Regions from separate parts of the Homo sapiens genome. Here region 1 is linked to region 2. Evidence: read pairs that join two places in POLR2A ChIA-PET (ENCODE). Cell type or tissue: MCF 10A. All regions are shown on one strand. Each heading gives the region's core, and the rest is flanking DNA. Links, peaks and the distances in the headings are about the cores only.

Region 1 (5,379 bases), core at 598-4,597, 170 kb before region 2:
AGAGTGAGACTTGTCTCAAGAAAGAAAGAGAGACAGAGAGAGAGAGAATGAAGATTAAACACAGAGCAACTCTGGTCCTGATAGCTTTCCATTTTCCATGATGTCCATTGGAATTCTGGCTTCAGTCTTTGACTTCTGTGAGATTTATATACTTTTTTAAAAAAAAAATATATATATATATATATTTATTATACTTTAAGTTCTAAGGTACATGTGCACAACGTACAGGTTTGTTACATATGTATACATGTGCCATGTTGGTGTGCTGCACCCATTAACTCATCATTTACATTAGGTATATTTCCTAATGCTATCCCTCCCCCCTCCCCCCACCCCACAACAGGCCCCGGTGTGTGATGTTCCCCTTCCTGTGTCCAAGTGTTCTCATTGTTCAATTCCCACCTATGAGTGAGAACATGTGGTGTTTGGTTGTTTGTCCTTGTGATAGTTTGCTCAGAATTATGGTTTCCAGCTTCATCCTTGTCCCTACAAAGGACATGAACTCATCATTTTTTATGGCTGCATAGTATTTGATATTAAAGGATTTTAAGCAGAGGAATAACATGGTCACTCTGAATTTAAAATTTTACTTATGAAATTGATAGTAATCGATGATTAGTTGTTGAGCATGAAAGAGAAGGAAGAATCAAGTGAGAATCTCAAATTTCTGGTGCAAGCAATGAAGTGCCATTCACTCTGTTTCTTGGTAGAGAAGTTGCTTTGAGGGGGGAAGTTGTTATCAGTTTAGGACATGTTGATTTTGAGTTACTTCTAGGTCTCAAAATGGAGATGTCTATAGATAGTAAAACATATAGCTTGGCAGCTCATGTGAGATGACTGACCTAGAGTTACAGCTTTTTGAGTCATAAACATATAGATGGTAACTAAAACCATGGGAGAAAATGGGATCACTTAAAAACCGTAGGATGAGGACCAGGTCAGACAGCCGAGAAATTCCTATAATGGAAGATGGTAAAGGGGAGATGAGTTGGTACTGAGGAAAAGTACTTTAAAAAACAGGAGCAAAACTAGAGAATGTGGGTCACAGAAAGCAAGAGAAAAAATATTGCTCTGGATGGAGAAAGTGGTGAATTTTGTTAAAATGCCAATGCAAGTTAAATGATGTTGGAAGTGAGAAGTGTGAATTTAGTGTCATGGAGACCATTGGTGACCTTAGAGAGAATAGTTTTGGAGGAGTTCCACGGATGGCAGGGGGCAATAGAATAAGGAGGTTAAAAATGTGGGGAAGGTGTATGATACACTCTTTAGGTTGTAATTCAAGTAGTGGAATTGACAGGTCAAAGTTATGTAATAAAAATTTTTAAATATTTTGCCTACTTGCCTTTCAGAAAGTTTTTTTTAAAATAAATTTATAGTCTTCCCTACAGTTTTGGAAGTACTATATTTTCATGCTCCCTTGCCAGCCTTTTAAAATATTATCACAAATTAAATAAGAAAATAAGATAGACCAGGCACGGTGGCTCATGCCTGTAATCCCAGCACTTTGGGAGGCCGAGGTGGGTGGATCACCTGAGGTCAGGAGTTCCAGACCAGCCTGGACAACATGGTGAAACCCCGTCTCTACTAAAAATACAAAAAATAAATAAATAAATAAATAAGTTAGCCTGGCATGGTGATGCATGCCTGTAATCCCAGCTACTCAGGAGGCTGAGGCAGGAGAATCGCTTGAACCTGGGAGGCGGAGGTTGCAGTGAGCCGATATCGCACCATTGCACTCCAGCTTGGGCAACAAGAGCGAAACTCCATCTCAAAATAAAATAAAATAAAATAAAATAAATAAGATAAATCTAATTGATATTTAATTTGTATTTGTTTGTTAGTGAGGCTGAACATCTTTTCATGTTTTTTGACTACATTTAGTCCTTTTATGAATAATTCTTCATATACCTTGTCCATTTTTCTGTTGTGGCTTAGATTTTTAATAAATTGATTCATAAGATCTTTATGTCTTGATGTTTTTAATTTGATGTTTTCATATATGATAATATTTTTTCCTGTTAATCTTTTTTCTCTGTTCTTTTTCATATATAAGTTTTTTAAAGTTTCATGTATAAAATCTAATTATATTTTTCATTATGCTTTCTGTCTTTGATGTTTTGTTTAGAATGGCCTTTCCACTTCTAGTCTATATACATATTCATTAAATTTTCATCTTTTATGTTTTTTTATTTTTTATTCTAATTTTTAATTCACATGGAACTCACTTTGTTGTAACATCTTAGATGGGAATTCAGTTTTATTTGTTTCTAGTAACTAGCTGATTATCTCAACATGTTCCATACTAATTTAGAGTTGGAGTCTGAAGAATTAATAGAATTTTGTAGGTGAAAGGATTGGAATGAGAAGATTATTTCAGGTAGAGAAAATAGTATGTGCAAATGCCCTGAGGTGGGAGAGTGCATGGTGATGTCAAGAGTTTCTAAAAAGAGAGTAGTGTTATATGAAATTCGAAAAGTGGGTGTGGAGCTGGTATTTTAGGCCCTATTAAAAATTTAATTTTTGTTCCAGGACAGCAGAAAGTCATTGAAAATGAAGAGAGTTAATAAAACAAAAGAAAAGAGGACAGATGGTGGGATGCTTGGTTAATGATTGAGTGGTAGAATAGTTTTTATGATAACAAAGTCTCATGGTAATGAAACTAATTGGCTAAGGTTTGAGAAAAGTTGTTGAGGATGAAAAGATTAAAGAATAAGGGCACTGGATACGTTGTACAAGTGCGTATCATAGGCAATCAGGATTCTAAAAGGACTTGATTTGGGGAAGAAGGCACTGAGCCAGGTGTGTTTTGTAGTATATTACATTGTTATGTTAATTATACTAAAATATACTATATTAAGCAGAGGAAAATAGCCAAATGTTATAGTTTTAAAACTTTACTCACCAATGAGAAAGAAACAACTATTTTGCTCATGTCATGGAATTCTCATTATGCTCAGGGACTTGTCAACTCTGGAAGAAAGAATATGTTGCCGTTCACCTGAAGGAGACAGTGTAGTATTGACAACAGTAGACTGTGGAATAAGACAAGTCTGGATTTGAATGCTGATGACATGGGGTAATTAACCTCACCCCTTTAAGCCTCAAGTTTTGAATCATTCACATAGGATTTCTAATGCCAATTTTATGAAAGTGCAGTCAGGATGAAATCAGATAAAATGTGTGACACATCAACCATAGTGCCTGGCATTTAACATGTGCTAAATAAATTGAAATTCTTCTCCTGTGAGAAATCCTATCTAGGGAAATACCAGTTGTAAGTAGGAACCTGTGAGCTGTCCCATTGGGTTTTGGTCGAAAAAACAGTTTTTCAAATTATAATTTTTTTGCAACGGAACAAGCAAATGAATAGTTTGTCAAAGATGGCAAGATGCTTTACTTCTTAAATTCCTTTATAATATGGAAACTTAATTCCATTCTGTGGTGATTATAGTTCAGTCTCTGAAGATAATTGCACCTAATTGTGATCTTGTTACGAATAACTTTGTAGAGAGAAATGCAGCTAAACAATGAGGTTGATTACCTGAGGTTTACAGCATTCAGAGAAATGACAAAAATAGGGCAGAGTCCTTGGCTGAATATTGATTAGTGAATAAAAACTAGGGTATTCTTTGAGATTTAAGAAGTGTACTTTTCTTTCAGCTCCTGTGAGAACTAGGCAAATTAGTGGCAATCTTGCCCACTTGGGGGTAGACAATATTGTTTTTACTAGTTAGTAATGTTAAGTACAATTTATTGTGTGTCTACTATGTCCCAGAAGCTTTCCAAGCACTGAACAAATTTATAATTGCTTTTTTCCCCCCATTCTCCAGATGAAAAAGCTGAGGCTGGGAGAAATAAAGTGATTCATCCACGGTTAATGGCAGAGTCGGAATTTGAACCCATGTTGGTCTTTAAAGCCTGAGTCTACCTCCTGTGTTATTCTGCCTCCAGGCAAAGCTCTGGGAGGCGTAGGTGTTACATTTCTGGACTATTCTAAAAGGAACATAGATAACAAAATGTCTTAGGAAGCTGATTTACTTAGGGTTCTGAAAAGAACTGAACCAAGAGGTTTATTATAAGGAATTAGCTTACACAATTACAAAGGCTGGCACGTCCCAAATCTGCTTTGTGGGCTGGCAAACTGGATACCCAGAAAAGCTATGCAGCAGATGAAGCCTGAGGTAGTTTGCTGGAGAATTCCCTCTTGCTCAGGGATATTGGGTTTTTTGTTCTATTCAGGCCTTCAACTGATTGGATGAGACCCACTCACATTATGGAAGGCAATCTGCTGTTCAAAGTCCATGGACTAATATGTTAATCTCATCCCAAAACACCCACCAAGTTGACACATAGAATTAAACATCACAGAAACTTTGAAGAGTCTGCATTTAAAAGTCAGTTCTCCAGAAGGTGGAATTTAACAGGCAATTACATAGTTTTCTACCTTAATAATTAGCAGAGCCCACTTAATGGAACTGAAGGAAGAGTACAGTATGTTAGATGATGCTATAACTGTTAAGGATAAACTGTAATTCCTAGATTCATAGCAGATAAAATTCTAACTATAAAAATCCAACCTCTGAGCTTTGGTTTGAAAAACTACCACTCTAGGTATAGCAACTGTCACTGCAGGCTTATCTTTGTAATAATGATAATAATGATACATAGTGGTAGTAACAATAGTTAACAGTTATTGGCTGCTTCTTGTAAGCCAGACATAGCTTCTGTTGTTTTCATGTGTTACTCTTGTTTAATTGTCTCAGCACTAGGAAGAAGGGACTATTACTACTCTTATATGCCTTCTATTCTATGTATGGAAACAGAGTCTCAGAGAGGTTAGAAAGTTAGCCACAGTAAGGCAGACAGTAAACAGCGGATCCAGAATTCAAAGAAATACAGAATGTTTTCAGCACATGCTACACATAACGGAGATTTGGGGCACCAAAGTCCATTTGCCCTCAAATCTCTCACCATTACTTGTCACAGTGTCTGAAGTTGTCACCATTAGAAGGATCAAATAATTGGAAAACCAAATCATCAACACTAATTGTGTGTCAGCACTCATGAAGTTTCTTGGGGGTATAGAAAGAATGATGAACTGGACTCCTTACCTTGAAAGAACTAGCAGTCTTGTTGGAGAACCTTGAATAGACCCAAAAGGAAGAAATACTTGGGGCTGAATTGCCTCCACACATTTGATATATTGTTTTCTTGTATTTAGGGGGTGGGAATTCTTACTTTTTGTTTGTTTTGTTCTTTAGCTTAACTTAGTTTTGTTTTTTGTTTTTAACTGTGGTAAGGATGCTTAATATGAGATCTTAACAGATTTTTAATTGTATAATATACTATTGTTAACTTAGATACAATATTGTACAGCAA
Region 2 (5,379 bases), core at 715-4,714:
CTCAATTTTTATTCCTCACCACATTCTTCTTCTTCTTTCCAATAAACTAATAATTTTTATAACAGTGGAGTTCAGGGCTTGCAACAAGGGTTCAGAACAACAGGGTTAATCAGTTATTTGTGTGTATGTGGGCGCATCCCGTGTCACATGTGGGAGTGATAATTGAGTATCTCCCAATTCAGAGATTATTTTGCTCTCTAGGTGTGTTGGTTGTGACACCTACACAAAATGAGTAAGATTAGTAGTATCCCATACAGATTGGAATTACAGACTTTTGACTCAGAACATCCTGGTTGGAGTGAAGGCTCCGAGAATTATCAGTTTTGTGATCATTGGCAAATTATTTATTCTCTCCCAGGCAAGGTTTCCTCATTTTGATAATGGACATACTATTGTAACTAACCTTGTTGGGTTGCTGTGAGAATGATGTAATTATGGATGCACGTATAGAGATATCATGGTGGTATTAAAACACATCTACAAATTCTCTAACACAGTTCCCATGAAGACATGGAGTGGACATCCCTTCCCTTCACAATTTGCCCTGACCTTTTGACTGCCTGGGTGAACAGAATGTGTCAAAGTGACACTGCATGGCTTTTGAGTCTAGGATCTAAAAGCCCACCCAGCTTATGCTTATTTCTCGTGGAAACACACTTTGAGAATCTTCAGCTGGCAAGTAAGCAATACAGTAACTCAAATTACCTTTTATAGAGATGGAGTGGGGGGAGAGAGAGAGAGGGAGAGAGAGAGAGAGAGAGAAAGAAAGAGAGAGAGAGAGAGAGATGTCTGAGTTCCAGTTGGTCCAGCTGCCAGCCTCCAAATTTTGAGTCTTCTTTTCCAGGTACCATTTGAGTAAAGAAACCCTGAAGAAGATTCCAGCCCTAGCCATTGTCTGCCTGCAACTGTGTAAGAGATCCCAAGCATGAACTACCTAACTGAGCCCTGTCAACCCTCAGAATCTTGAGAAATAATAATAATAATTTATTATTATTTTATCCACCATTTTTGTTCGTAGAGGACCAGACAATCAGAACAGAGCTTAACACCTAAGGTATTATTTTAAGTATTTCATATATTTAACTCATTTGCTCCTCACAACTCTGTTACTTTTTCCATTGCACAGTTTGGATAGTTGATGTACAGAGAAGTTAAATGTATCACCTGGCCTTTTCTCCATGCAACAAATAACTCCCAGATCTAGCAATGTAAAATAATAATTCTGTTAATCTGGGCCTGGTTTGGCTGATCTTGGTTGGTGCCACTTATGTGTCTGCAATTAGCAATTGGCTTACTGGGGCCTGGGGAGTCTGCAACGGCCTCATTCACATTCCTGGTCATTGACTCCTCATCTGGGAGGGGGTGAGTGGGCCATGTGATCTTTAATTCCCTTGCAGATTAATCTGGCCTTGTCCTCATGGTGGTGGCAGCATTCCAGGAGAACAAGTGAAGCATTTCAGGGCTCCTGAGGCCTAACCTTGGGGGTGGATCACTTTTGGTTCTGCCATAGTTTGTTCATCACACCAGGTCAAAAAGCCAGCCCAGATTCATGGCATGAGGAAATAAAATCTGTCTCTCAATAGCAAATCACATTGCAAAAGGCAGGGTTATAATGAAGGAGATTCTTGGGGCCATTTTGCAACAATAGGCCACGTTAGGTAACTTGCCCATTGTCACGCAGGTCACAGACAGCAGAGCCAGGATCTGAACCCAGGTACCAGGGCTCCAGAAGGCATACTCTTAACCACCTCACTACATTGCCTCTGAGTACATGAGAGCTATTGTTAGGTCTTGGTGAAATCCACCTCAAAACATAAGCTGGCTCCTATATCAAATGAGAGACCCAAGGTTTTCATAATATGTCACAGCAGATAGCTTGAATCTCTGCTTAACCACTTACCAGATGTTATTCTTGGGTAAATTACTCAAACTCTTTGAATCTCATTTTCCTCACATGAAAAATGATAGTTTTGGTAAGAATTATACTAGACAATAAGGTACAGTCATTTCTGCTAGAACACAGCATATGCCTTCCTAAAAATCACCATGCTATGCAAAATCACACAAGAAACCACAGGCTCATGAGAAAAGTGGGATTAGAGGCACAACACTAAAACATCAGTGACACATGCAAAGAGATGATAGGACTTTAATGAAATGGTGGTGCTGTTTTATGTGTGTTAAATGGTTAGGAAATACATACATAGTACAATAAATACGGCCCTTTACTTTAAAAAAGATCCAAAGTTTGCTTGTGCAACTGGGTGTCAATAGGGTTCAGCTTGTGAGTTATTGTGGCATGATAGATGCAGCACTATCCGAAATTGGCCAAAAAGTTTTAACACTGGGTGTGGACAATGTGACTCATCACATATGTGGTGAACTGAGGCAGCTGGTAGATGTTCAAAGTGTGTTCCTGCATATATTTTGTGTATTCCTAAGCAGTTTGCTTCATCTGAGTGCCATTTTCTGTATTCGATTGGTGTTTCTTGAGGAAAAAAGTTGTGCATAAGCAAACAAAATTCACATTATGTTCAAGTTGTTCCCTAATATATCATTTCATTCTGGAACAAGTTTCTGTTTTCAAAACAAGTATTATAACAAAATTGCCCATGAGTGGTTAGCATGCATATAGCTCTTATTTCCACTCAATAAATATTAGCTCATTACTCTTAATAATGAGGCCTCATTGACTGTAAAAGAAACACATATTGTATTCAATGGTATTAATGTAGGTGAAGAGAGGATGCATGGGTGTCTGGCAAGGAATATGCAAAAAGTAAGGCCAGTGAGCAAGAATTGTCAGTGTGTTTCCAGCACCGGCCGGCGAATCCAAGTGTCCTGCTTTCTTGGCAAGTAAATCTCAATTTGAAAATGGATGTGTCAGGCCTAATGGCACTGGTGATTAAGGTCATCCAGCTTCCTCCTCCTGCTCCCAGTCTGGGCTCACTCGGCAAACTCCTGATTATGACCTACCCTCTCATGTCATTGCAAGGCTGTGTTCTCCTGCTGACATAAACATTCTGGACCACTTGGCAATTACATTTCTTAGAGTGAATTGCAAAATTGGCACTCTGCTTTGTACATTGGTCTCTTGTAAATTCCCAGGGATTAATCAACTACAAGTACACTGACACTTTGTATTTTCTGGATCTGCAAAGCTAGGGAGCAGATGCTGGAATGCCATGACCTGCAAAATGACTGTGCCCTACCACGCCTGCCAGCTGCCTCCCCAGATGACACATTCACCCGCTCTCGAACTGCAAGTGCTGGCACATAACTGCCTCAGATCTGGACAAATGTACGTGTGGGATGTAAGACAGGTTTTTTCTAAGGTCCCTTCTCTTACAGAATTAGAATCAATTTCTTCCTTCACTAGTAATTTATTTCAATAGCTAGGGTCTGAACTTCAAGCATAGCATCTCTACTTATAACAACTTAGATTTTGGGTAGCTGACTTGACTTTGAATGAATTTGCACCTGCAAATACTGATTTTTCTCTTTCTTTGGTAGGTAAATTACCTTAAAAGTAAAAGACTATGACATTCAGAGGTCTACTCTATTCCCTATTCATCTTGAACCAAGCTTGAACTAACAAAAGCACATATGATTAATGTCATCAAAGAAAGAACTAAAATATAAATAGACCCTTTTATTTTGCTTCATTGCAATAGTGTCAGACATCTAACTCCATGACTAGTTCTGAAATGCACCACTTTTGAAGATGCTAGGTTTGCAATCTTTTTTCTTACCAATTGAGTGAATTTGTAGGTTTTACCTATGGATGAATGTATAGTAGTATAAATAAACTGGATATTTGCAAATGTTTATTGTAGTCTGAAGGCAAAAATAATTATCCATTTCGGCAAGTTGGAACCGTAACCATCACCTGAAATGTTCAAAACCTGTAAAGATCAGTATTATCAATATCTGTCATCTCATAAGAATGCCTTAGTGTTTAAGCTAATTCAATTATAGTTTGCATATTTCTAGAATGAAACACCATCTTTTATGATATAATGTGCTAAGGATATAATAATTGTATGATCTTTGGCCTCCAAGAGTATGAATCTGACTGAAGCAATATTCAAATAAATTAGTCATTCAATCACTAATTCATTTATTTAACAAACTCATGTAGAGAACTTGAGGGCTAGGAATTGTTTTAGACATTGAGATTGCAACCATAAACTTGAGAGACAAGGTCTCTGTTTTGGTGAGAGGAAGTACACAAATAAACAAGATAATTTTAGATAGCCAAGAGAGCAATGAAGAAAATAAAACAGGGTGAATTAATGCAGAATGAGTAGGGAGGATTAATGCAGAATGAGTAGGGAGGATGGTACTTTAGCTGGGATTATTAGGGATGGTTTCTTTGAGTAGAAGACATCTGTGCTGAGATCTGAATATCAGCACATGGCCGCTATGAGGATCTGAAAGACGTAGTCAAGGGCTTCAAGACTGCGATAAGTCACCAGGAGCACTGGCTCACGTCTATAATCCAAGCACTCTGGAAGGCAGAGTGAATGAGACTCAGTTTCAAAAAATAAAAATGAAAAGAAAAAAAAGACCATGATAAGTGACATAATTTGGATATGTGTCCCTGTCCAAATTTCAGGTTGAAATGTAATCCCCAATGATGGAGGTGGGGACTGGTGGGAGCCGATTGGATCATGGGAGCAGACTTCTCAGGAATGATTTAGTACCATCCCCTTGGTACTGTTCTTGTGACAGTGAGTGAGTTCTTATGAGATCTGGTTACCATAGCTCAAAAACAGGCATAGACAATGCATACACAAATGAACGTGGCTTTGTTCCAATTAAACTTTATTAACAGAATCAAATATCCGTCACATTTGGCCTGCTGGCCATGGTTGGGCAAACTCTGGTCTAGATATAACCATTTTCAGCACTTCCAAGTTTCTTCTTTTTCTCCTTTGTTTCTTATTCCCTATCTCTTCATTCTCATTCTTTTGGTTTTGTTAGTCTTAATCTTTGAAACCCCGATATTTTTCTTACATTACTTAAATCATTTATAGTCTCATCAACTATGATATTCCAGAAAATCAATCTGCTTGAAGATTTGGTTGGATGGCCTATGATAGTGACTTGCCCAATACCACACCACCTTCTTGGTGAAAAGTGTACAAAAGTATTCATTTCTCACTTACTGCTCTATCTTCTGAATTAGTTTTCTGGCACAGAAAAACTGATTACAAAGATAAGGAGTCATATATTATTAGTTATTGTCTCCAACTGCTATGTAAAATCAAATAGCAAGTTCTATTAACTCTTCCTCATGAAGTTTTCTATCCATCTATTGAGAATAATCTTGGATGATCTACGTAAGATTGGATCCAACCAGAAAAGAAAATAATG

The links. Peaks named below come from ENCODE experiments on the same cell type or tissue, not always from the same donor. Only the 100,000 strongest peaks of a DNase experiment are listed, where the experiment ranks them.
Region 1: POLR2A ChIA-PET joins it to region 2 with 8 read pairs; 2 of 35 experiments call an interaction of 5 or more read pairs at or near these places.

Annotation. Positions count from the first base shown.
Region 1 is chr10:90,004,314-90,009,692 of GRCh38, forward strand. No RefSeq gene overlaps it. Among named protein-coding and RNA genes, the nearest start is that of LINC01375, 50 kb to the left of the region's middle. In MCF 10A, for the core only: no CTCF peak of the experiment used is centred there; a DNase peak (open chromatin) is centred at 3,078.
Region 2 is chr10:90,172,387-90,177,765 of GRCh38, forward strand. It overlaps LOC105378426 (a long non-coding RNA gene), which reads left to right. Exons shown (of 4, transcript XR_946198.3): 1 at 1-679; 2 at 845-909; 3 at 1,019-1,054; 4 at 3,162-3,839. Among named protein-coding and RNA genes, the nearest start is that of LINC01375, 220 kb to the left of the region's middle. In MCF 10A, for the core only: no CTCF peak of the experiment used is centred there; a DNase peak (open chromatin) is centred at 3,125.